6 separate regions of the Mus musculus genome follow, and all the other regions are linked to region 6. A link is a loop called in an ENCODE intact Hi-C map of the cell type or tissue named here. Cell type or tissue: heart. All regions are shown on one strand. Region 1 has its middle 51 kb from the start of Slc38a2. Region 2 has its middle 13 kb from the start of Gm22045. Region 3 has its middle 5.9 kb from the start of Gm22045. Region 4 holds the start of Slc38a2 (solute carrier family 38, member 2). Region 5 has its middle 34 kb from the start of Gm32457. Region 6 has its middle 99 kb from the start of Gm32677.

Region 1 (4,000 bases), 190 kb after region 6:
TCTTGTTAAATTTTTTCCCCTTTTTGTTTTGTGAGACGGAGTGGTTTGAGTGGGTGTCTCACGATGTAGCCCAGGTTAGCCCCAAACCCACCATGGCCTAGCCTCAGCTCTCTAACTGCTGGGATGGCAGGCCTGCACCAGCACTCCCAGACTTAAATTTTTCATTCCGCATCCGTACTTTGCAAAGAACATGGTTGCGTTTCTAAAATTTAACTGTGCGTCCATATCTACCTGGAACAGCCAGCATACACTGTGATAATAAGTGACGCACTTAGTAACGTGTGTAAGATATCAAAATGAAGACACCATATATGAGATCACAGTTGTCTCTAGAGAAAGGTAACAGAACAGGCTCTTGTAGAGAGAGGATCACCAGGCGGGAACCTGCAGACATCCCGTCTCATTCTAGTTGATTTGTTTGAGGGGGCCTTTTCTTTTCTTTTCTTTTCTTTTCTTTTCTTTTCTTTTCTTTTCTTTTCTCTTCTGTTCTTTTCTTTTCTTTTCTTTCCTTTTCTTCTTTTCTTTTCTTTTCTTCCTCCTCTTCTTCTTCCTCTTCCTCTTCTTCCTCTTCCTCTTCTTCTTCTTCTTCTTCTTCTTCTTCTTCTTCTTCTTCTTCTTCTTCTTCTTCTTCTTCTTCTTCTTCCTCTTCTTCTTCTTCCTCTTCTTCTTCCTCTTCTTCTTCTTCTTCTTCTTCTTCTTCTTCTTCTTCTTCTTCTTCTTCTTCTTCTTCTTCTTCTCCTCTTCCTCCTCCTCCTCCTCCTCCCTCTCCTTCTTCTCCTCCCCCTCCTTCTCCTTCTCTCTCTGTCTCTCCCATCTCTCTCCCTTTCTCTCTCTCTCTCTTCATTTTGTTTTGGTTTTCAGTTATTGTTTTGGAGGCATTTTGGGTTTTTTGTCTCCTGAGAATAAATCCTGAGCCCTGGAAGCCCTAGAGACTTATTCTACCCATTAGGTATTCTCCCAGCCATCCCCTCTTGCTCCTCCCTGCCCCCTTCGTTGTTTTCTATATGAAGGGTAGATAATGCAAAAACCACAAAAGCCAATTGCATCCGCAGAGAGGTGACCTGGATTGAACAGAAGGGGACTTTGATATTAAGGGAATAGCACTCGGTGTCTCTGCTCTCACAGCCTTAGGAGGTGAACAGCCTCCCAGGTTTACAGATGGGGAAATAGATGCTAAGAAATCTGTCCAAGGTCAGGCAGGACTAAGACTGCTGAGCCAGATGGGGAAGCCGGGGCAAGGACATTCAGATATCAAGCCCTTTCCTGCATCCAGAGCCCAGCTTGATTAACCAGCAGATCCTGTCACCATCAGCAGAATTCAGTCTCCTCTGCTGAAGAAGCTGCCATTGTCCTTAGAACAACGCTGCTCCCCAGAGGACTGGGCCACCGCCCTGTCCATTAGTGCTGCACTTGTGAGAATTATTTCATGATAAGAGCACACCAGTCCCCTTTCCCTGGGGTTATAAATAAGCTCTTGACCTCAGTGGTTTCTCCTTTGTGTGTTGGCTTCTGCTCCCTGTGTCTTCTTCACTCAGCATTCAAGATGAAGGACAGGGGACACGTGGGTCTTGTGGTGGGGGATAAGAAAGGTACAACCTTTGCACGGCCTTTGAAGAACTGGCCCAGAACTTCTCCTCAGACCCAGCTCAAATGGCTTCCTCTTGCTCCGATAGCCAAAGTGAGTTACGTGACCAATGTGTGACCAAGCCTGTCATTAGCAGTGTCCCTCCACACAGGGCACTATCTATAGATAGCACAGCGACAGGCCGTGCTACAGGGATGATGGCATGAAAACGGTATGCCACAGGTGACACACGCTCTGCTTTTTCTCATTGGCAGGTGGGGTTTCTCTCCCGTTGCCAGCAAACATACTAATAATAACTTGCCTTTTGCCACTGATGTACTATTCCTTTTAGGGGCGCAGGCTGCAGAAGGAGGTTGTATTTATCACCCCCCAAAACTTCCCAGAAACTGCCCATCTGTGTGGGAAAAGCAAAAAATAAACAACCATCCCCATGACCCTTTCTGATGTCCTTGGTCCCCCCAAAGACTACCAGGACCACACCAAGACGATTTAAATACATTCTCTTGGACTGTAATTAGGTTATAACAATGTTTCAAAAGAAACAAATAGCATTGGTGCCCAGGCTGGCTTCCCACTGTGGTAGCTACACTTTAAAAAAAATGATTTATTTATACCTGGGCAGTGGTGGCGCACACCTTTAATCCCAGCACTTGGGAGGCAGAGGCAGGTGGATTTCTGAGTTCGAGGCCAGTCTGTTCTACAGAGTGAGTTCCAGGACAGCCAGGGCTACACAGAGAAACCCTGTCTCAAAAAACAACAACAAAAAAGATTTATTTATTTATTTATTTATTTATTTATTTATTTATTTATTTAATGTATATGAGTACACTGTAGCTGTACAGATGGCTGTAAGTCTTCATGTGGTTGTTGGGAATTGAATTTTTAGGACCTCTGCTCGCTCTGGTCAACTCTGCTCTCTCAGTCCCTGCTTGCTCTGGTCCAAAGATTTATTTATCGCAAGATTTATTTATTTAACCTCAAGTTTTATAAGTGTATATAAGTACACTGTAGCTGGCTTCAGACACACCAGAAGATGGCGTCAGATCTCATTACAGATGGTTGTAAGCCACCACGTGATTGCTAGAATTTGAACTCAGGACCTTCAGAAGAGCAGTCAGTGCTCTTACCCACTGGGCCATCTTGCTAGCATCCAAAACCTCTTTTAAAAAAAAAAAAAAAGATTTTTAAAATTAATTTATTTTTTACACTCCATATTCCATTCCCCACACCCCACCCTGGGGGACTGCACTTTTAAGTAGAAGGATCTTCGGTTTGAAGTGCCCATATTAGCTGTGATATTTTAAAAGTCTTCATAATCTTTGAGTGAATGAACATCTTCAGTTACTGGGCCCCACAAACTACATGGCCAGCCTAACTAGGAATAGATTATTCCTCTCTGGAACACTTCCCCTGACACCTCTAGTGATGCCGGGCACCTCTCTGTTGTGCCCTCATTTGACCTCGTGACTCTGACCATGGACACCTCCAGGCTGGAATTTATCTCTATACTCTCTTCCTCTAGTTCATAGGTTCCTTGAAAGCAGAAGAAAAGAGTAGGTTATCGCTGTATTTCCTGTAGCAGATCAGTAAATGATTATCTAGTGCTGGGCAGGACCTTCATAAAGTTTCCAGACCTGTAACATTGTTTTTTAACGTTGCAGAAGACAAACTGCTAAACCAGGCGTAGTACAAGCGCCTATAATCCCAGAGTTTGGAGGGGGAGGCAGGAGGATCAAGAGTTCACAGTCAGTCCTGAGCTTATGGGAACCTGTTGAGAGAGAGACAGAGACAAATAGAAAGACAGACTGACTGACTGATAGAGACAGAGAATACCAGCCAAAGCTCAACTACACTAAAGTGTTCTTCCCAGAGCCCTGTGGCAGATGTTACCCAGTAAACAGACTGGGTGGTGACTGGTGGAGCAAAGTCCTCTTCACACACCTTCAGACCACTGTGGCTGTCCCCAGAGGGGCACGGGTAGGAGCTGCAATCTCAGGTCACTGGATCTGTCCCCAGGCTCACAGCTCTCCTCTCATGGAGTATAGAAAACCGTACCCTAGCCGTTCCTTGATTTTAATACTTGAAGGTTCCATGCTCTGCCAGAAGCACAGGAGAGACAAACACAAATTAGCGTGTTCCAAAAGAGAAACCAGAAATTTACACATCATGCATTATTCAGATCCCACACGGGCATTAATGCCTCTATTTTCAACTAATCACGTCGTTCTGATGCACAGCGAGTAGTAAATACAGAATAAATTCCAACACGCCATAAAAGGACCTGCAGCTCCGTGTGCTCTTATCTCTGAATGAAAATAAACCAGGAGTTTGTGGCACATGCTCTGAGAAGAATGCCGGGCAGCTAACCAGAAACAAACGGGGAGGAATTACTACAGTGTCAGCACTGCTCAGATG
Region 2 (4,000 bases), 250 kb after region 6:
CAGGTCTGAGAGATGTCCCAAATTTGCAGTGCCATTACAAAATGGCTAAGGGCTTATGCAGAGCTAAGGTTTTAATAGGCATCCACTGGACATCTACTGTGTGCAGTTGACGTCGAAGTAGTGGTGGGGTTCTGTCATGTTGGTTCTGATGTTGGTTTTGATCTAGTGCTTTGTTAGGCTACAGTTTAAGCATTTAGGATTGGTAATGCATGGGGGGGGGGGGGAAGTCCACAGAGTGTCCAGTGGCACTAACCAGTGAGCCAGCCATTTCTAAGTGATTCCTCAAAGCCCTTTGAGACATTGAATCAGACATCCTCATACCTGGAGAGATGACTTGGAAGAAAAGCGATGATAACCTGCAAGTTGGCATAAGCAAGATGTGGTAGGTAGAACATTGGGTCCCTGGGAGGGTTATGCAGATGTGTACGTCAGTGGCCTTGCCAATATCCAAACTAACCTGTTCTCGAGTCCAATGACAAGCATGAGATGTTGACTATAGAGCCAAGCAGTCAGATTCTTGGCCCTCAACTTGAGTTTCTCCAGATGAACAAGTTGGCCAGTACAGGGTCAGGGTCCATCATCACCTCTTCAAATAGAGGTGGCAGGGCACGGAGACCAAAAGCACAACTGCCAGGAGCAGGCCCTGTGGTGTGAATACTTTTCAGAGAAAGGGTGTTGTGATGGCTATTCCCAGTTGTCAATTTGACTGTATCCAAAATTAACTACAATCCGGAAGCAGACAGTACACCTGTGATCAGACCTTGAGGCCGGAATTCAGGCTTTTGATTCAGATCTTGAAGCTTAGTGGCCATGAAAAGCTTAGGCCCTAAGCAAGGTGGTATGCATGTTCCATCTCTGGAGACAGAGGCAGGCAGATCTCTGAGTTCAAAACCAGCCTGGTGGTGCCATTACAAAGAAAGTTCTAAGTAAAGGACAGCTTTACTTAAAACTTTAAAGGTCCAGGCATGGTGATGCACACATTGAGAACTGGGCTGCATCTTCTTCTGGAGGCCTTCATAAGGACAGTGGGGGAGGGACAGTCTGCCTTCATCTGCCAGCACTTCTGTTGGAATTGACATCTTCAGGACTCCAGCTTCCACAGAAGACCAGCCGAAACACTTATGCTTGTGGGACTGAGCCCCTGCTAGATTCTTGGACTTCCCATTCACAACGGTCCATCCACTGTTGAGTTACTGGGACTAGAGACTGTAAGTCATCTTAATACAGAGAGACATTCTGCGACTCTAGAGAACCCTGACTAACACAGCTGGGATTATGATGATGGGCGAGAAACTAACAACCTGTGTTCCTCTTTTTTTTTAAACTTTACTGAGGGTCTGTGGAAGCCCTTTCAGTCCCCAGCTGTGTGGGTGGCCCCTAGCAAGAAGAACATCACCCGGTAAATGTCTTGATGAAACAGTCCCTTGACAGCAGCAAGCTGTCCTTTGTATTTCCCTTTTCTGCAGACAGTCGCACAGGACACCTGCTGGCTTTTGTGACTGACCTATCATCACCACTGCACCACCTGCAGCCACCTCCATTTTCCCATAAACCCTACACTTCCCATTTCATGATTTTATCCACATTTCAACCTCGAACTCCCCGGAATGGTTAAACGAATCGGAACCCCCTTATTCAGTCTTACAGTTGAAATGAGCCTCAATTTTTTTTAGCAAGAATTTCCTAAACCAGAAAAAGAAAAAAAAAAAAAAGAATTTACTAAACCCTTGCAAGATAAATACAGCACATGCCGTAAAATTAGAGAGCAATTTTTTAAAAATGTAATTACAGCTGGAGGCTTTCTTGTCTAACTCGTGATCAGCTTCAGGGTGGTGGAGGCTATCTTTGACCTCTACCACTTAAGCACTTTGTTCAAATCTTCGTCAACCTTGTCCCTCAATAACTGGGAAGAACGAGTTAACCCAGGGAGGCTGCTAAGAGCCCTGGCGATTCCTAGGACTGTTGCCACTGGAAGGTTTTTATGTCAACCTTGAGGATGTTGTTATAGTCACCCTGCAGTAACAGATATCTGCCATGCTGCTCTATCAGGCGGCTTTTCATGAACAGCAGGTTTAATGATGTGCACCTGGCTTCATTGTTGGGGGGGTGGGGGGGTGGGGTCTTGGTTTTGCTGTTACATAGTAGCGAGTTGCTCTGTCAGCAGCCCCTCCCCCACTGAGCCTTGTGACTCCTTCGAGAGGCTTCCCACTTGGATCCCACGTAGTCAAGTGAAACCGGAAAAGAGCTCCCCTGTGTGGTCTCCTACAAGAAATGTCTGTGCGGGGCTCCCAGAATCCTCTGTTATGTGTCTTTTCCTGTTGGTTCTACTCTGCACTTTGTTGTAGTAAGTCTTGGCAGTCGGTTACCTGCTTTCACTTCTTGGGATTCAACTTCAGCAAATGCCACAAATACTTTCTGCTTGTTCCCCCGCCCCCCCCCACCGCCCCAACATTGGCTCTTGCCATCTCTAGGAAGAAGCAATTTTGGAGAACCAGAACCTCTCTCTGTTAACTGGGGCTTCAACGAGTCCCGTCTGACATCATTTCCTCCCATGGTCCTCAAGCTGGGCTGTGAACTGGGGGAGTCTGTCTGTCCTTCCATACCATAAACAGACTGTTGCCTCTCCACACCCAGGAGGCTTCCACACTGCCTTCAGAGCTGCCTAAGCTCAGGAAATAAAAACTTTGACTTGGTCCCCAGAACTTACCTTCTAAGAGAGGACAGAGCACTGGCCAAAGTGCTTCCTTCCGAATTTTGCTCGTGTGTGTGTGTGTGTGTGTGTGTGTGTGTGTGTGTGTGGTGTCTCTCACACTCATTCTTCCAAAGTTCTTTCTCTGGCTGTTTTTTCTAACGCCATAGAGTGCTTCCTTATCATGAAAGGAGTTCTGGTAAGTTCAATTTTTCTAGCTGAGTCATTTGAACATGTCTGAAGTAGAGCCCAAATCTTTTTTTTTTTAATTTTAAGATTTATTTATTTAATTTATATGAGTACACTGTGGCTCTCCTCAGACCCACAAGAAGAAGGCATCATCGGATCCCATTACAGATGGTTGTGAGCCGCCATGTGGTTGCTGGGAATTGAATTCGGGAATCTCTTAAGTGCTCTTAACCACTGAGCCATCTCTTCAACCCCCAAGCCCAATCTTTTATAGAGGTTAAAGGAGACGTGATATGCTGAAGTCTAATGTCTGACCTCAGGCCCCCCCATCCCCCACACCACACACACAACATCCTTCCATAGTGAGTATAAAGGGCTGCCTTCACCAGCAACCCTACAGAAGCATAGTACATTCCCAGCTCCAAATTCCTTTAGAGCAAGCCCTCAAGATGGTTAGAATCCTAAGTGTGGATCTACTGGGTCCCCTTATTGCAAGATGTATCCTTAGCTCCTATCTGTAACTCAGCACCACCCAATAGCTTTCAGATTACCCCAAAGCTCCCTGGGAAATTGGGTCTCCCTTTGGGCAAGCTGGCTGTTCAGTAGATATAAAATTTCTTCCTGGTGTCTCTATGGCAGAACAGGTATATATGTGTGTGTGTGTGTGTGTATAGTATACACACACACACACACACACACACACATATACTTTCAAGACTATATTTTGACATTACTGAATCTTTAGCAAAATCTCACACCAATATATATTTTTAATTAATTAAACTATAATACATCAGTTTCCCCTTACCTTTTATCCCTCCAACCAACTCCTTCAACGGTCCCCTTGATCCCCTCTAACCGATGCCCTCTTTAGTTGATATTGTTATATATATGGATAAATATGTAAAGGCATCCTGCTTAGTTCCCTTAGTGGTTTTTGTATATAATGATGTCGGGAATGTCTACATGGAGTTGGAGAGCTAATTTGGAGGCTCGTCCTTGGAGAAGGCCAGTTCTCCCTCTCTAAGTAGCCATTAGTTGTCCTTAACCAACAGATTTTAAGTACTCACCTATTTATTTTAAATATATATGTGTGTGTGTGCCTGAGTGTGAGTGTCTGCA
Region 3 (4,000 bases), 270 kb after region 6:
TCCCAGCAACCACATGATGGCTCACGTTAGAGCTCAGAGTCAGCAAAGCTACCTGCAAATTTCTGCCCAAGCCTGGCTTCAAATGATTCTTCCATGAGGCCGGCTGTCTGAACCAGGAGACAGCTTCCTGGTGCTTCCTAGTCTCATCTCTCCTCTCCAGAACCTTCTTCCTAAAGGCTGGTGGTGCTGTGTTACAGAGAATTCTGGTTCCCATGACCACAGATCATCTGGGAGGAGCAATCCAAAGGAAGACGGTTGGGAGGGGTTAGGGAGGGGGTGGAAGAGGCTAACCCGCTGGCCCCCATGTTGTAAGTGGTGCCCCAGAAGAGCTTCCTCACCTCCCTGGCTATCACCTCAGCCATTCCTGGTCCACCAAAGCCATCACTCTGCTGCCCACTGAGCACCCCCTGCTCTAGGTCATCTCCTCACTCTCAGTAGGCTGGGCACACCTGCTCTTCCAAGGAGCTCTTGTAGGAAAAGGCTGCCACAGATGAGTCCTGCCCCACACCATCAAGGGCTTCTACTCCACTAGCGGCATCTTAATAATCCAGGAAAATGCTGGCTTCTTCCACTCTTGAACCTCTCACTAGATTACATCTCTAATCAAAGAGAAATTTTCTTCAAACTTCCTTTCTTTTTCTTTTTATGAGAGACTCTCTCTTTTACCGTTAAACCTTTTTGCAGATTGGAGAATCTGGTTTTTCTACTTCTTTATATATTTTTTTCGATTAAAATAACATTACATCACTTTCTCCCCTTCCTTTGCCTTCCTCTAACCCCCTCCTATGTCCCTCCCACTCTCAAATCGCTAGCTTCTTTTCTCTTTCTCTTTATTATTGTTACACACATGCACATATGTGTATATGTATACATAAATATATAGAAATAACCTGTTGTGTCCGTTTATGTTGTTTGCCAGTGATGTTCACTCTGTACTAGACAACCAATTAGGGCACTCTTCCCTGAGAGGCTAATTCTGTCTTTCTCAGCCTTTCTTGTTCCTGTAATTCTCCGCTAGGGGGCACCCTGTGAAACGTCCCTGTCCAGGTCCATCGATAATGCCGCTGTTCTGGTTTTGTTTGTACAATCCTTCTAGGTGAGACTGTTTCACAGCCGACTATGGAGTTCTGGCTCATACATTCTTCTTCGATGTTTCCTTTGCCATAGATGCAGGAGCTGCAATGTAGATTTTCTGTTGGGGCTACTTTGTATCCAGTTGCAGTTTTCTGGGATACTCTCCATTTGCTGTGAGGAGAGGCTTTACTGATGAGGGCTGATGGTTACATTGTATCTGTGGTATAATGATAGGATTTACGATGTTTTAAGGAATTATGTACCTCTGTCTAGCAAAATGGCAATAGTAGGGGTTTTTTCCCCTAATGTCCATGACCTTACTAGCTCTGGGAAACTGGCTAGGTTTTCAGTATCACATGATTTGCTTCCCGTTAAGAAGGCATTAAGTTCAGTTAGACAGCTCTTGGTTACCACCGACATTTAAGCGCCACGATGGTGCCTTTACAGGTGTCTCATTCTGCCGTTCATTGTGTGGTTCATAGAGGTTGCAGCTGGTAGGACTATTCATTTCTTTCCACCCTTAGCAATTTGCACAGTGTTTTCTGGTACCAAGGAAAACTAGAACTCAGGAAGGAAGTTTTCAGGTTGGATTCATCTCAAATGTAAGACCCTTTTACATGACTAATTATTGAGTGCATTCCAACTGAATTCTTGGATCTCCACAAGTCAGAAAATACATTCGGCATCTTCCAAGAACTCTCCACTTTCTATTGTATAAGAAACCAGTCTGCTTAGATCATGTAGATGACCTCTAGGGGGCAGTGCTTCCTAACCCCACGTAACAACCCTTGGGGCTTTGCTCTGTAAGTAGCAAAGACAGGCTTCCCCTAAATGGTGTGTAGAGTTACTGTTTTAAGTTAACATACAAAGTAACGAGCTTCATAGTGACTTTGTAACACATTATCCATTGTGTCCTTAGTTCCCTTCCTCCCCCCCCAATACTTTCCTATTCTTTCCTATCATTTGTATTTTATTACTGTCATGTTTCTCCTTCCTTTCTTCCCATGATCCCATTTAGTTTAATAATGCACACACATAAATGAATACACTCACTTATATACATACATGTGCATATATATTATAAAAAATTCAGGTCCTACATACAAGAGACATTATGTTGTATTTGTCTGAGTCTGCTTGTTTCCTGGAATGTAATGTTTTACAGTTGCATCTGATGTCTTGCAAATTTCATGACTTTAGTTTTCTTCACAGTTGTATAACATTCCTTTGTATAGATGAAAAAGAAACTGTGTCCATTTTCATATATATATGAAATACATATATATACATTTACATATATATTTACATATATTTTAATTATTTAAATTATTATTAGATATACATATATATTTGAATTATTGTTGTTGTTGTTGTTTATTCACTTTACATCCCACTCCCTGCCCCCTCCTGGTCACCTCCTCCCACAATCCTTCCTCCCTCCTGCCTTCTCCTCTGAGCAGATGGAGGCCCCCCTGGGTATCTCTCACCCTGGCACAACAAGTCTCTTATGAGAATAGGCGCATCTTCTCCTGCTGAGGCCAGACAAGGCAGCCCAGCTAGTAGAACATATCCCACGTACAGGCAACAGCTTTTGGGATAGCCCTCACTCCAGTTTTTCAGAACCAGCATGAAGGCCAAGCTACATATGAGCAGGGAGGCCTAGGACCAGCCTGTGTATGTTCTTTGGTTGGTGGTTCAGTCTACCACCTTATCTACCTGTGGAGTTCTTGACCCTGTGAAACTCATGACCCCTTAAGGACTGCAATCCTCTTGCCTGTTTTTCCATAAGAGTCCCCAAGCTCTACCCACTGTTTGAGTCACATCTTCTTTATCCATCTACTGATGGCTCTATTTCCTGGCTGTTATGAACGGTGCTCTAGTAAATATGAATGCACAAGTATCTCTGCAGTATCTTAATTTAGAGTTCCTGAGGTAGACGCTCTGGAGTGGTCTAGATACATCATATGGTAGTTGTAGCTTTAGATTTTTTTCCCTTAAATTTTTTTAAAAGATTTTTTCCTTTTAAAAAAAAGATTTATTTATTTATTTTAGTTATATGAGTGCAGTATAGCTGTCCTCAGACACACCAGAAGAAGCCATCAAATCCCTTTACAGTGTTGTGAGCCACCATGTGGTTGCTGGGAATTGAACTCAGGACCTCTGGAAGAGCAGTCAGTGCTCTTAACCGCTGATCCATCTCTCCAGTCCAATACTAATTTTCTTAATGGCCAGTGTTCAACACTTTTTTCAATAAATTCTGGCCCATTCATAGGTCTTTTGCTAACTTCACATTCAATGCATAGCCCATTTGTTCATTAGATGTTTGTGTATGTGTGTGTTTTAAGTTCTTTATCTATCTAAATACTAATCTCCTATCTGACATAGAGTTCACAATTTTTTTCTCCATTCTATAGGCTGTCTCTCACAATATCCCCATGAAGGAGAGACCACCCCTATCTCTCTTAAAGCACTCTCCCTTTATGCTTATATTATCCAAACTTTTGTCACTGTGACAAAATACCTGATATGGACAACTTACTTATAAGGAAGAAAGGTTTGTCTTGGCGGCTCGTGATTTGGGGTTCACGCAGTCCATGGTTGCTTGGCTCTGTTGCTTTGGACCAAGTCACAATGTCATTATAGGAAGTACACCATGGGTCAAGTATCTGTGACAGCCAGGAATGAGAGAAAGGGGAGGAATGAGGGAAAAGGAAGAAAAGGGATGGAAAGTGTCTGAAGTCTCCTTCCAGGACACTCCTCCAGTGAGCTGACCTCCTTCCTATGGATGCCATTTTCTTAAGGTTCCACCATATCACATCAGGCCACAGGCTGGCCAACCAGCCTTCGGCATATGACTTTGGAGCATATCGAAGCTTCAGACGGCAATGAGGCCATGATGTCTCCCGCTTCTCCAGGCTGACTTTCC
Region 4 (4,000 bases), 240 kb after region 6:
AGGACAACAGCAATAACCCAGTGGAGGTCTCAGTGGGAAAACTCTTGTGTTAGAATTTTTTTAAAAAGATTTATTTTTAGGTGTATTGGAGTTTTGCCTGTGTGTACGTCTGTGCACCGGGTGTGTGCTGTGGCCACGGCCACAGAAGACAGAAGACGGCTTTCGATTCACCCCCCACCCCCCAGATGGAGTTAAATATGGCAGTGTTAGAGTTCCAGTGTATAAATCGCTACACAAACCAGGCCGCTTTAGAAGGACGTGCCATTAATAGAGTAAGTGTGTCTGGGATAGAGTTGTGTCTCCCTGTTCACCAGGTTAGGGCACAGTAGTGAGCTGCCATGTTGCTGCTGAGAACTGAACCTGAGGCCTCTGGAAGAGCAGCCAGCGCTCTTACCCACTGAGTCATCTCTCCAGGCCTAGTAACGCGCATTTTCGATTCACTACTGGGAAGAATCAAAGTGGTGATAGAAAAATCACCTTTTTGCTTTGCATTGTTATTGTCACGTACTATTCAGTTTCTGACCATCCGGAAATTCAGATAAAGATTACAAGCCTCCAAATCTATTCCTCTCCCCTCCCCTCTCCCTTTCCCTCCCCTCTCCCCTCTCCCTCTCCTCTCCCTCTCCCTCCCCTCTCCCTCCCTCTCCCCTCTCCCTCTCCCTCTCCCTCTCCCTCTCCCTCTCCCTCTCCCTCTCCCTCTCCCTCTCCCTCTCCCTCTCCCTCTCCCTCTCCCTCTCCCTCTCCCTCTCCCTCCTCTCCTCTCCTCTCCCTTCCCCTCAGTCCTTCTCTCCCTCCCCACCTCTCTCCTTAACTATCCTGCAGTATGAACCATGGAAAAAGTCCAAAGGACAATAGGTCTAATTGTATTCCAAATTGCAGCCATAACCAATAACCTACAGAACTTCCTGAATACCTCTAACAGGGCAAGAGATTTACCTAGAATGAAAAAGTGGTTTAAGATCTTTTGAGTTTTATCAGTTGAAACCTGATAGAAAGGAATTTCCCAGGATTCCTGAGTCCACCACCAAGCGTTTCCTGACAGGAGTTTATCCGATGTTACTAGGGTGTGCAGTTGGGAGGGGGGCGGGGTAAGGTAATCAAGACTTTTTTAGCTACGATTATATGTCAGATTCCTAACCTCCCCTCTGAGGAGAGTTCGGTCTCCATGGGGAGACTGTCGATACAAGACTACAAACAAATTCGAACAATCTGAGGACTGTGCAAGACAGCACAGGTTTATGAAGTCCGGACACCACATGGTTTAGAAAACAGAACTGCAAAAGTAGGACTGAGGAGGGGAGCATTAATTATAGGCAAGCCGAAAAAAGGCGTTCCTGGCTCCTTAGGTCTAGAGTGACCACCGCCCTTGAGAGGGGCGAGGGGACGTGCAGCATTCATTCTAAGGCTATTGTTTAAGTATGGCTGACCGGACCAGAGGTTTAGGATGAAGAACACAGTGTGTAAAGGGGAAATAGGGTCCTGCCCTGTCAATCATGAACACTGACACGGGCTGAAGGTACCCCAAGACTTTCGTGCCACGGAAATAGGCAGTGTTGCAGATTTCCTCAGGAAAACATTGAAGGCAAAAAAGTGTGATCACACCCAACCCTTTCCTCTATGCCCAGCCCAATCTCTCCCACGTCCCCCAAAGGAAGAGAGCACCAGGTCAAACTCGTTTGTTTATTCTTTCATTCAACCAGCATTTCGCTCTCCTCGGGGGTCTTTGTTCAACCGAAAGGGAAGGGCCCTCGCCATTCCGGCAGCACCGAATATTCTCGTCTAGGGGTCCCCCTGAGCCGCCCGGCTCTGCAAGACCAAAAGCACCACCGAGGGATCTGGGCTGTAGAGAAAGCTCCAGGCCTACATTCCAACGAGGGCGCTCTCGCTGGAAGCCCGGGGAGACGCTAGCACCAGGGGTGGGGTGGTAGCAGGAGGGAAAGTGTCCACCAAGAGGGAACAGGGCGCCCCTGGGCGGCCTCGGAAGAACCCAGCCCGAGGTTCTTTTATTAAAGGTGTGTCTGGCTTGCTGGTCAAACGCAAACCCTCCCTAGTACGCTGTGGCACGTGCAACCCAAAAGTCTATGCCGACACGCAACTGCGAGCCGCCTCTCATTCACCACCAGGCTAGCACTGGAGAGTGAAAGCACATCTAGGTGGAAAGATCGAGAACACAAACCGGCCCTCTGGGCAGCGTGGCAGCGCCCGCCCAAGTTCTGCGGGAGAAAAAAAAAAAAAAAAACCCTTCACGTAAATCAAATCTTAAGTCACGGGCTGGGAATGGTTATGGGGGGGGGGGCTGGGAGGGTAGGGTACTGCACACTCGCCGGCTGCGTCCCCGAAACGCAGCGTTGGAGACCGGGCTGGGAGGGAATCTAAGGGATCCGGCTCCGTAATTACAGCAGCCGCGGGTGGCGGCCACCCACGGGGCTGCAGTGCCCCGAGCCGCGGGGAAGCGGGGTGCGGCTGGCCCCCCGATTCGGGGTGCGGGGCAACCGGGAGGGAGGCGGAGCCCAGGTGCTGTTGATACACAAAGGCGAACGCCCGCGCCCCGCCCACTGACGCGGCGCCCCGCCGCTATAACTCGCGCTCGGGAAGCTGCTCCACACCGCGCCACGCCGTCGCCCGCGCCGCTACCCCTCAATCTCCGCCGGAGGATCGTGATCGCCATTCCCCGCTCTTTTTTTTCATTTTTCTTTAATAATTAAAGAGGAAAAAAAAATCCACCTCTTCTGCCTGTTGTTGGATTACGGGGAAATTTTAAAAATTTTTTATTAAAAAAAATAAAAGAAAAGGACTCCGTCACTGTTACATTTTTTCCCTCGTTTTACAATTCTGGTGTGTGACCGAGACAGCCCACGGGAGACGCTGCCGTGAGGTGGGCCAGCTCGCAGGGAGAGCACCGAGGTGAGGCGGGGGAGGGGCGGCGGCGGGGACGCGGGCGGCGCCGGCGGCGGGAGCGGGGGCTTGCGGCCACCCGGCCACAGCCTCCCGTTAGGGGGAAGGGGGAATCGCGCACGGGCCGCTCGGCTGCTTGCAATCGGGTCTTGTGCCTCGAAAATAATCGTCCGGTCCGGGCGTGGGGCAAGGCGAACCGCGCGAGGGCTTGACAATCAATCGCCCCTCGGTATTGCATCAGTTCCTCCCGGGGTAGAGGAGGGGCGGGTGACCGGGTACCCGGGGCAGTCCCCGGCTTGCCGGAGGCTAGGCTCGGCGTGCGCCCTGTAAACAAGCCCCGGCTGGGGCAGGGGGACCGGGCTCAGCGCCGGGGCGGCTGGAGGGGCGCCTCGGCGGGCGCATCTTTGTTCTCGCGGCCCCGCCGTCGGTACTTTTCCGCCCCTCGCCGCGCCCCCGCCCCTCGCTCGCCTGGTACTTTTCCACTCGCCTGGCGGGGGATGAATCAGCCGCGCTGCGCCGCTCGGCGGCGTCACGTGGTACGGGGGGGGGGCGGGCGGGCGCGCGCCGCAGTCCTGACGCGCCGCCTTCTACCTTCGCAGGCAGCCTCGAGGGCCAGTGCGCCGCCAAGGACAAAAGGAAGCCCGCGCCGCGAGCGAGCCGCACACCGTCCGTCCCTCCCGAGCAGCATGAAGAAGACCGAAATGGGAAGGTTCAACATCTCCCCGGATGAGGACAGCAGCAGTTACAGCTCCAACAGTGACTTCAACTACTCATACCCCACCAAGCAGGCTGCTCTGAAAAGGTGGGAAAAAGAAATGTGCTTTGCAAATTAAAAAAAAAAAGCCAGCTTGCACACACGGGTGCCTCGGGGCTGGAGGGATTGCTCATCGGTTACAGGCTAACGCGCACACCCAGGAACCAGAAGGCTCACCCGAAGCCTCGGTCTCCCCTGGCTCACAGCCCCGGAGAGAGTAGCCTGCTAAATTACCCGGTTGTTACTGCATGACAGATGGTATTACCTTCGAGAACACCTAGTTCATGCATTAACTTAAGCAGAACTGAAGGGCTTTACATGATGTAAACTATAGTTTTCGTATCTTTCAGT
Region 5 (4,000 bases), 390 kb after region 6:
TAGGAGAGCAGGAAACTTTAAACACAGATCTCAGCTTTGAGGATAGAAGGGTTCTGCCATCCTTTTCGAAGGGCATGCTGGGATGCTGTCCCTTGAGACTTGCTACTTATCTTTTTTTTTTTTTTTTTTTTCTTTTTTCGAGATAGGGTTTCTCTGTATAGTCCTGACTGTCCTGGAACTCACTTTGTAGACCAGGCTGGCCTCGAACTCAGAAATCCTCCTGCCTCTGCCTCTGCTGGGATTAAAGGCGAACGCCACCACGCCCGGCTGCTACTTACCTTTATTAGTGTTTAGTGTATGTTCTTGAAGTGTTCTGTGGAACTGATTTTCTCTGTTGGGGTGATAGTTTTCACATTAATCTAAGCTAGTTCTCATTAACTATTTACTAGAGAGTTTAGGAAGAGAGGGCCATCTTGCTTGGTGCATGAAGAGATGACCAAATGTCTACAGAAGACACTTTGCCACAAGCCCTTGCTGCAGTTTCCTCCAAACAGCCTGTCCTTAAACCACTACAGGAAATGAGAATGGAGAGAGAGAGAGACAGAGCTTGCTTCCCCACCAAAGAGACACAGAGCGTACCGATCCGACCCCGGCCTGCCCCGGGCCTCCCTTTTGGAGCACAGTCCCCAGGTAAAGGGGACAGAAGTAGAGCTTTGTTCTTAGGTTAAGAGAGCAATAGGACACAGCAGTGCGTCTGGACCACCAGCATCGCACAGGGCGTCTGGAGCCATCTTCAGAATCTCTTCTTTTGGAGAGACTCAGTGGACGTCTCTCAGTGAGCTCAGTGCTCCGGTGTCCTGGGCGGTGGAGAGCAGAGCGGTATGCGAGTGTGTGTCTGCAGGCACGTGTGTGTAGGAGTCCCCACAAGACCTTGTCTTGGGGACAGTGTATGTGGCAGGGATTGTGGTTCAGATTTGACTCACACTGAGTAGGAGGCCTTTATCATTTTAAAAGCAAAGTGAGCTTGGGCTTCCTGCGTTTTCTGACTCAGCGTCCTCATCTATGGATAAGGAATGAAGCAGCTGGTCTCCCCATGGAGCAGTTGAAGGGAATAAAGGGGGCTGGATTGTCTGTTGTGAATTGCCTAGTCCAGTGCGTGTGTCACACAGTAGGTCCACAGTGAAGGTCACCCTGTTACTACCACAATGACTTCAAGTGTGGGCCCAGAGCCCTTGTTTCTTCTGAGCTAACGGGAAAAGGTAACGAGAGAACGCTACCCAGCAAATACTAAGCCACTGTTTAGAACAGATTGCTGTTTTGTTTTGTTTTTTTTTTTTAAAGGCTGGGTAAAAGCTCAAATCCCATTGTCCTTAGAGTTCAAAGGCAGCCCAAGCTCTTGTGCGTTCTGTCCCAGGAGGCCAAGGCTCAGCTGCCCCAGAGAATCCGTGACAACGCCATTGTATGAAAGGCAGGCACGCTGCGTGTTTTAAAGAAGAGTTACTTTCACACAGGCAACTGCTTTCGACGGATGCCAAGAACAGTAAAAGCTGGGTTCTGACGGGTGAAGCGTGCCCTCAGCAAGGGCTCTTGGCAGAGGACCGGCAGTGTTGCGCCATGACATCAGAAGCTGTTGGGCTGTGTGAGCAATGCCAGAGAGCAAAAGATCCAGTGAAAACGAGGGCTATTTGAAGTTTTCCAGGCCTGAACAAGTGTGGGGAAAAAATCCCCTATGCCGAGGACAGCTGGTTTCCTTAGCACCCAGCACGAGGACCAGATCTAACCTTCTTTCCATATTAATCCATTGCCTGTATGAATTTGCAGATTCTGGGGGGGGGGTGTAATTTGAGAGGTACTACTTGGCTCACAAACGGCCCCTCACCCATAACAAGAAACTATGTATATTGTAATTGCTTCACTATGATGTAAACGGCAAGCCCCAGCGTGTCAGCCTTGTTCTGGATGGCGTTGGATGCTTGAGCAGTTTTGCCTTGTTGCCTTATTTTATTTTATTTTATTTTTTTTAAAATTGTTTTTGGCATCTGTCCAGCAGTACTTAGCCACAGTCTCCTGCCCCCAGCTCGCAGGCCCTGAACCCATTTAGCCTGTTAACCAAGCCTGTTGAGTAATCAGGGCAGGAACATAGAAACCTTACTCACCTTCCTGAAACCTTTCCCTAATTGGGCAATCAATTTGTGTCCTTCCAGTCCCGACAAGAGAGGTACACGCTCTTGGCTTTCCAGGAGCATGGGATTAAGATAGCAGTTCATTTATCTGGGTTCTGGCAGCTTTCTTACACACACACACACACACACACACACACACACACACACACAAATCCTCACATCCTTCCTCAGGCCTTACTTTTCTTGATTCTTGAGTAAGTAAAAGTGTAAAAACATCATCTAAAAACCACCCATGTACATTAAAAAAAATCCCACCAAGCCGGGCGTGGTGGCGCATGCCTTTAATCCCAGCACTCGGGAGGCAGAGGCAGGCGGATTTCTGAGTTTGAGGCCAGCCTGGTCTACAAAGTGAGTTCCAGGACAGCCAGGGCTATAAAGAGAAACCCTGTCTTGAAAAACCAAAAAAAAAAAAAAAAATCCCACCAACAAAAAAGCCCTTCTCAAACTTAAGAGAGGTGCCATTTCAAATCTATAAATAGGTCTAAAATTAAAAAAAAAAATAGCAGGCCCCGATAAGGGGGAATGGATGCCTCCAACGTTGCTGGTAGGAGCACAAAATGTATAGCAAGTTTAGAACACATCTCAAATGACTGAGCATGGGCTCCCTACGAGACCCAGCAGTGCCCCATCTCTGTATGTCAGAGAAACAAAAACACGTGCACGAATGTCTCCAGCAATGCTATTCACACCCGAGTGGACACACTCCCAATGCCCATCCAATGGGTTGCTACATGGCCATAATAGAAAGGAAGTGTTGACTCTCTAGAGTGGATGAACCCTGAAATCACCACAGCCTTCACTCATGCCAAGTGGAAAAAGACAGTCAAAAGGCCACAGACAATACGGAACCATTTACACAGCATGTCTAGAACTGGCCAGCTTGCAGAGACGGCAGGCTAGGCTGATGGCTGCTAAAATCTGAGAAGGTGAGTGGTATTGACTGCTTTCTGGGTCGAAGCTTCCTTCTGGGGTGATGAAAGGGTTTAAAGATGGCTACGCTCAGCTGAGAGCGCAATGGAGGAGTTTTGCCCTTCCTGTTCCAAGCTTTTCAACGCCAGCGATTTACAGCTAGGTGCTCAGGCAAAGACTTACAGCTGTCAGTCGGGAACTTAGGTGGTGGCACCGGTCTTTAAACCTTCCACCCGGAAGGCAAGGCTGGAGGATCTCTGAGTTCGAGGCCAGCCTGGTCTACAAATCGAGTCCAGGACAGGCAGGGCTACACAGAGAAACCCTGTCTCGGTAAACAAAGCAAAACCAAACGAAACGATTCAGGCCAATGCTAATACGTAAAGGCAGAGTAAACCAGGGGCTCTTCCAACCATCCAATGTATTCCTTTAGGGTGGAGCAAGTGGTGCTAGCTATGATCAGGACTCTCTCTGATCAGGCATTTTCCTACCTGGTTACATACAACAGTTCTCCGTCAAAAGCTTTTCCTCACTAGTACGACACCTTCTGACTGAATCAAAACAGTACACCTGGATTTCTTATGTGAGTGTTCGGCGTTTGTTAGAGACATGTGCATACTTACTTCCGTCCACTTTCGCAGTTCAGGCACGATCCTATTAGGTGCTAGAATCTGCACAGCTTGGATGTGGAGGGGAAGCCCACCTCTGCAGCTGTGCGGAGGGAATCACCCAAGCGGGGGTGGGAGCAGGGGGGTTATGACAATCAGCTCTGTTGGGACGGATCACATGTCCTGTGAGAATTCCCTCACCCGTGCTCCTGCATGCAAGCCAAGCAAACTCATTGTGGTAGCCCGAGCTAGATTTGGAGGGATTTGCTACTTTGGCCTGAAGTTGGTGCCCTATAAGGATGGATAGATATTTGATCACATCTTCCCAGGAAAATTCACACAATGTGGTACGTGCTTCTACTA
Region 6 (4,000 bases):
CCCAGGGACTGGACCACCAGCCAAGGAGTACCCATGGCCGCATATGTGGCACAGGATGGCCTTGATGAACATCAGTGAGAGGAGAGGCCCTTGGACCTGAGGGTGTTTTATGTCCCAATGTAGGTGAATGCCAGGGCAGGAAGACTGGAGTAGGTGGGCAGGTGGGTGGGGGAGCACCCTCATAGAGGCAGGGGGAGCAGGGATGGAATAAGGGGTTCCCAAAGGGGAGACCTGGAAAGGGCAAAATATTTGAAATGTAAATAAAGAAATATCCAATAAAAAAAAAAAGAAAGAAAAAAGCCATAGCTTTACCAAGCTCCCCAAGACTTGTTTTTGATCTTGGGCTGCCCTTTGGGGGTGAGGGACTGATGGGCTCTACCTTAAAGAGATCCAGTTTCTGGGCCAAACTTGACTCATTTGCCATCTTTTAACCCATAAACCAGATGCTATCCATCCCCTCTCTGTTCAGGTTCCTCAAAACTGACCGTGCCCATCTGCCCCTGCCCCTTCCCCCACCCCACGCTGCTCTCAGATCTGTCCCTGCTGCTTGCTCTGCAGCTACAGCTTCTGACCTCCCTCACCTTTAGGCCTCAGTCAACCCCAGGACCTTATCTGCTCTCTCCCCAGATAACCAGTTCTGCCTCCTCCTTCTCTCACCCAAATATTACCTTTGCTTAGCATCCTGTCCAGAGGGTGCTCCAGTCTCCAGCCCTCAGTCTTTGCTGCCTCATGTTTTCCTAACATGACATGAGCTCATCTGACTCGCACTGACTCGCACTAATCCTCTTTCCTCCAGAGTCTGGGAAAACAGTGGCTGTGTCCTTTTTACTGTAACCCCGACATGGGCAGTGAGCACCCCCTAAAAAGAACACAGCAAATATTTGATGAATAGATCCGAGAATAACCTTGGACAAGACATACATTTACTTTAAAAAAAAAAATCTGTCAAATGCCAGAAAAATCTTCACTCTCTTCTAGTGCCCTAATGTTCAGTAATGTGTATGTTCTCTAAGACACTATTTCTGATCTCTCTATAGATGATGATGATAGATAGGTGATAGATAGATGAATAGATAAATAGATAGATAGATGTTAGATGATACATAGAGAGATGATAGATGATAGATAAAAAGTTTGTCAAGGAAGAAACTGCATATTATAAGTTAATATATTATATTTATATGATTATATACTAGTGTATGTATATATGTATATTATCACTTGTATAGCAAACGTGCTAACAGACAAAACCCCATTATCACCCATTCTGACTGCATTCCTTCAGTGATGTCACCGCAAATATCTAAACACCAGTCTCCTGTTGGGAAAGAGACCAAATGTTCTCATTGCCTACATGGGGTCCCCCACTGCACCCCCAGTTCTACAGCTATGAACCATGACTGCTGCCAGAGACTCCAGCAAGTCTCCAGAGCTTGAAGCACGTGAAGACCAGCTCATTCCTTTGATGTTACATCATTCACAGCTCGGCTAACTGAAAGACGTGACGATGCATGTGTTTCCTTTCATCTGCAGATAACTGGCCCAAAGAAGGCTCCAAGGATGCTGGACCCACAGACTGCTCAGCTGACCCAGCCGTTGGTGCACTGAGTCAACATCTCCTCCATTTGGTCCCACTGCCTGTTCTTCTTATAGCACACTGGATATTCCTAAGTATTTACCTCGCAGGAGTATTCAATTGTATCTGCAAACCTATTTTAAACATGGAAAAAGACTAGGGATTAGCCAGAATTAGAAACTTGACCAAGGCAATCTTCTGTCTCTATACCATCACTGTATTTCTAGGGCCAAGAGCATAGCTGCAGTTCAAACAGCCTCAGAGAGGATAGCGGGATGGTGGCATTAGAATCTGAGGGCAGACCCATCCAGTATTCTCTTCACTCTACCCTGTGGCTTCTCAGCACCCAGATTCAGAAAGCCAGAGGCAACCATGTTAAGGGATAGGAAAATGCCTATCATCTCTCTCTCTCTCTCTCTCTCTCTCTCTCTCTCTCAAATTTGTGAGATTTACTTTATGTATATGAGTACACCATTGCTTTCTTCAGACACACCAGAAGAGGGCATCAGATTCTATTACAGATGGTTGTGAGCCACCACGTGGTTGCTGGGAATTGAACTCAGGACCTCTGAAGAGCAGTCAATGTTCTTAACCACTGAGCCATCTCTCCAGCCCACACTTTGGCTACAGCAAGGCTCCAGGAACTTCAGCTTTCTGGCCTACACGATCGTGTGATTGCTCGCTGACACGGAAGGATGTTCAGAGAACCTAATGCCTGTCATGTCAGAATTTGTCTATGTTATAAAATACTTACAAAACAGCTTAATCTATTTCCTGTAACCAACTCGATGTTTAATAAGATGAGTTGCCACTAGGGGGCACTGAACTAGCACAGACCGGAGAGGAATACAGCAGCAAGGGAGCTGGAGGCTTCCCCCTGCTGGACGAAGAGTGGCACTGCCTTTGCTGTCCAGCTGCTTTCTCTGCTCTGCGGGAGCGGCTGTGGGAAGCGCACCCTCAAAGGGTCACCAAGCAGTACAGGCCTGGGGAGGAGACCGGCTCTCACAATACGGGTGGGGCGGGCGTCTCGGCATCGTCTGAGCAGCCACAGGAAGGTAACGGTCTTCCTCTGCATCTCCAAGTGATGTCACATTCTGGGCTTGGTCGGATACGAGATACTCCGTGTGTCCACTTTCCTGACACGGAAACGTAAGCTGCGTTCCTCTATAGAAAGCTGTAAGCTGTTTCTGGGTGTTGTCTGCCAGGTGAAGGCTTTTCACCTCTCCCTTTCCTGACCCTGCTGGTAGAAAGATGAGCTCTCTCAGGGGCCCTAGTGAGGTCACTCCTGTATTTTTCCTTAACACAACACAGAAGCAGCCCTCTGTTTCAGATTACAAAAGTCTTGCACAGCAAATCTAAGAGCCTGTTACAAAACATTTAAGTCAATAAAGGTTGCATCCCCAGAGGCTGGTCTTGATTAGTGGGTCTTCGTCACTTATTATGCAAACCAAGGCATTCTGAACACAAAATTGGTTCACTAATAATATTTAAGACAGACACCAACATCAACCAAGTTCGGGATCACTTGTCCGACCCTGTGTTTAGAAACTGCCGAGACGTCTACTGTCTTAACATTTTGCTTGGGGGTGGGGGGGGGGCTTCTTTATCATGAACCTGTTCAACCTTACTGTACAACCTTGTGTACACAAGCAGAAGTGTCCTGGTTCCCAGAGCTAGTTTATCTGCCTCTGATCAGATAGTTCAGTTCGTCCTCTTTCTGTCTCTCTCCATCCCTCCCTCCTTCTCACCCCCCATCTCTCTCTCTCTCTCTCACACACACCTATCTCTAAGCTCTTTTCTATGAGAAGTGACATCTCTGGAAGTTATATTTCAAAGGGCTTTCCCAGGCTGGAGAGAGGGTTTTGTGGTTGGTAATGGGTACTGCTTTCAGGACTGACCTGGGTCTAGTTTCCAGCTTACAGCTACTTATAAATCCAGTCCCAGGAAGATCTGCACACATACATGCCAATTCCCACACCACATGCGCATATATACACACAGATACACATATACCACACATATACACACAATGTCCTTTTCTAAGCAATGGCTATGATCTGTTTCAGTACACTGAAAATTGTCATGTGATTATTCAGTCAACATACCCTCATGAAAATGAAACTTTCCCTCTGCATGTCTGAGGCAAGCATAGAGAGTACAACTCAGCAGTGGAGAAACAGTGCCCTGTGTCAGGTGTGCAGGAAGCCACACAGGCACAGGTGTGCAGGAAGCCACACAGGTACAGGTGTGCAAGAAGCCACACAGGTACAGGTGTGCAGGAAGCCACACAGACACAGGTGTGCAGGAAGCCACAGAGGCACAGGTGTGCAGGAAGCCACAGAGGCACAGGTGTGCAGGAAGCCACAGAGGCACAGGTGTGCAGGAAGCCACACAGGCACAGGTGTGCAGGAAGCCACAGAGGCA

What was found. Hi-C counts contacts between places; a loop is a spot of excess contacts. Peaks named below come from ENCODE experiments on the same cell type or tissue, not always from the same donor. Only the 100,000 strongest peaks of a DNase experiment are listed, where the experiment ranks them.
Region 1: a loop joins it to region 6, with 3.0 times the contacts of the local background. A loop is called at or near these places in 2 of 42 quality-filtered maps.
Region 2: it touches region 6 in a loop (4-fold over the local background); 12 of 42 quality-filtered maps call a loop at or near these places.
Region 3: it touches region 6 in a loop (6-fold over the local background); 4 of 42 quality-filtered maps call a loop at or near these places.
Region 4: it touches region 6 in a loop (3-fold over the local background); 20 of 42 quality-filtered maps call a loop at or near these places.
Region 5: it touches region 6 in a loop (2.8-fold over the local background); 21 of 42 quality-filtered maps call a loop at or near these places.

What each region holds. Positions count from the first base shown.
Region 1 is chr15:96,749,204-96,753,203 of GRCm38, reverse strand. No RefSeq gene overlaps it. Among named protein-coding and RNA genes, the nearest start is that of Slc38a2, 51 kb to the right of the region's middle. In heart, no CTCF peak of the experiment used is centred here; DNase peaks (open chromatin) are centred at 1,413, 1,773 and 3,933; H3K27ac peaks cover 2,836 bases.
Region 2 is chr15:96,682,881-96,686,880 of GRCm38, reverse strand. No RefSeq gene overlaps it. Among named protein-coding and RNA genes, the nearest start is that of Gm22045, 13 kb to the right of the region's middle. In heart, a CTCF peak has its summit at 2,254; a DNase peak (open chromatin) is centred at 2,220; H3K4me3 peaks cover 448 bases.
Region 3 is chr15:96,663,917-96,667,916 of GRCm38, reverse strand. No RefSeq gene overlaps it. Among named protein-coding and RNA genes, the nearest start is that of Gm22045, 5.9 kb to the left of the region's middle. In heart, CTCF peaks have their summits at 1,008 (motif pointing right) and 1,819 (motif pointing right); no DNase peak of the experiment used is centred here; H3K4me3 peaks cover 358 bases.
Region 4 is chr15:96,698,312-96,702,311 of GRCm38, reverse strand. Slc38a2 (solute carrier family 38, member 2) reads left to right here and starts at 2,584. Exons shown (of 16, transcript NM_175121.4): 1 at 2,584-2,904; 2 at 3,495-3,697. The coding sequence starts at 3,582. In heart, a CTCF peak has its summit at 1,964; DNase peaks (open chromatin) are centred at 2,021, 2,561, 3,291 and 3,401; H3K4me3 peaks cover 2,896 bases; H3K27ac peaks cover 2,876 bases.
Region 5 is chr15:96,545,512-96,549,511 of GRCm38, reverse strand. No RefSeq gene overlaps it. Among named protein-coding and RNA genes, the nearest start is that of Gm32457, 34 kb to the left of the region's middle. In heart, no CTCF peak of the experiment used is centred here; no DNase peak of the experiment used is centred here; H3K27me3 peaks cover 383 bases.
Region 6 is chr15:96,935,368-96,939,367 of GRCm38, reverse strand. No RefSeq gene overlaps it. Among named protein-coding and RNA genes, the nearest start is that of Gm32677, 99 kb to the right of the region's middle. In heart, no CTCF peak of the experiment used is centred here; a DNase peak (open chromatin) is centred at 2,477; H3K4me3 peaks cover 482 bases; H3K27ac peaks cover 941 bases.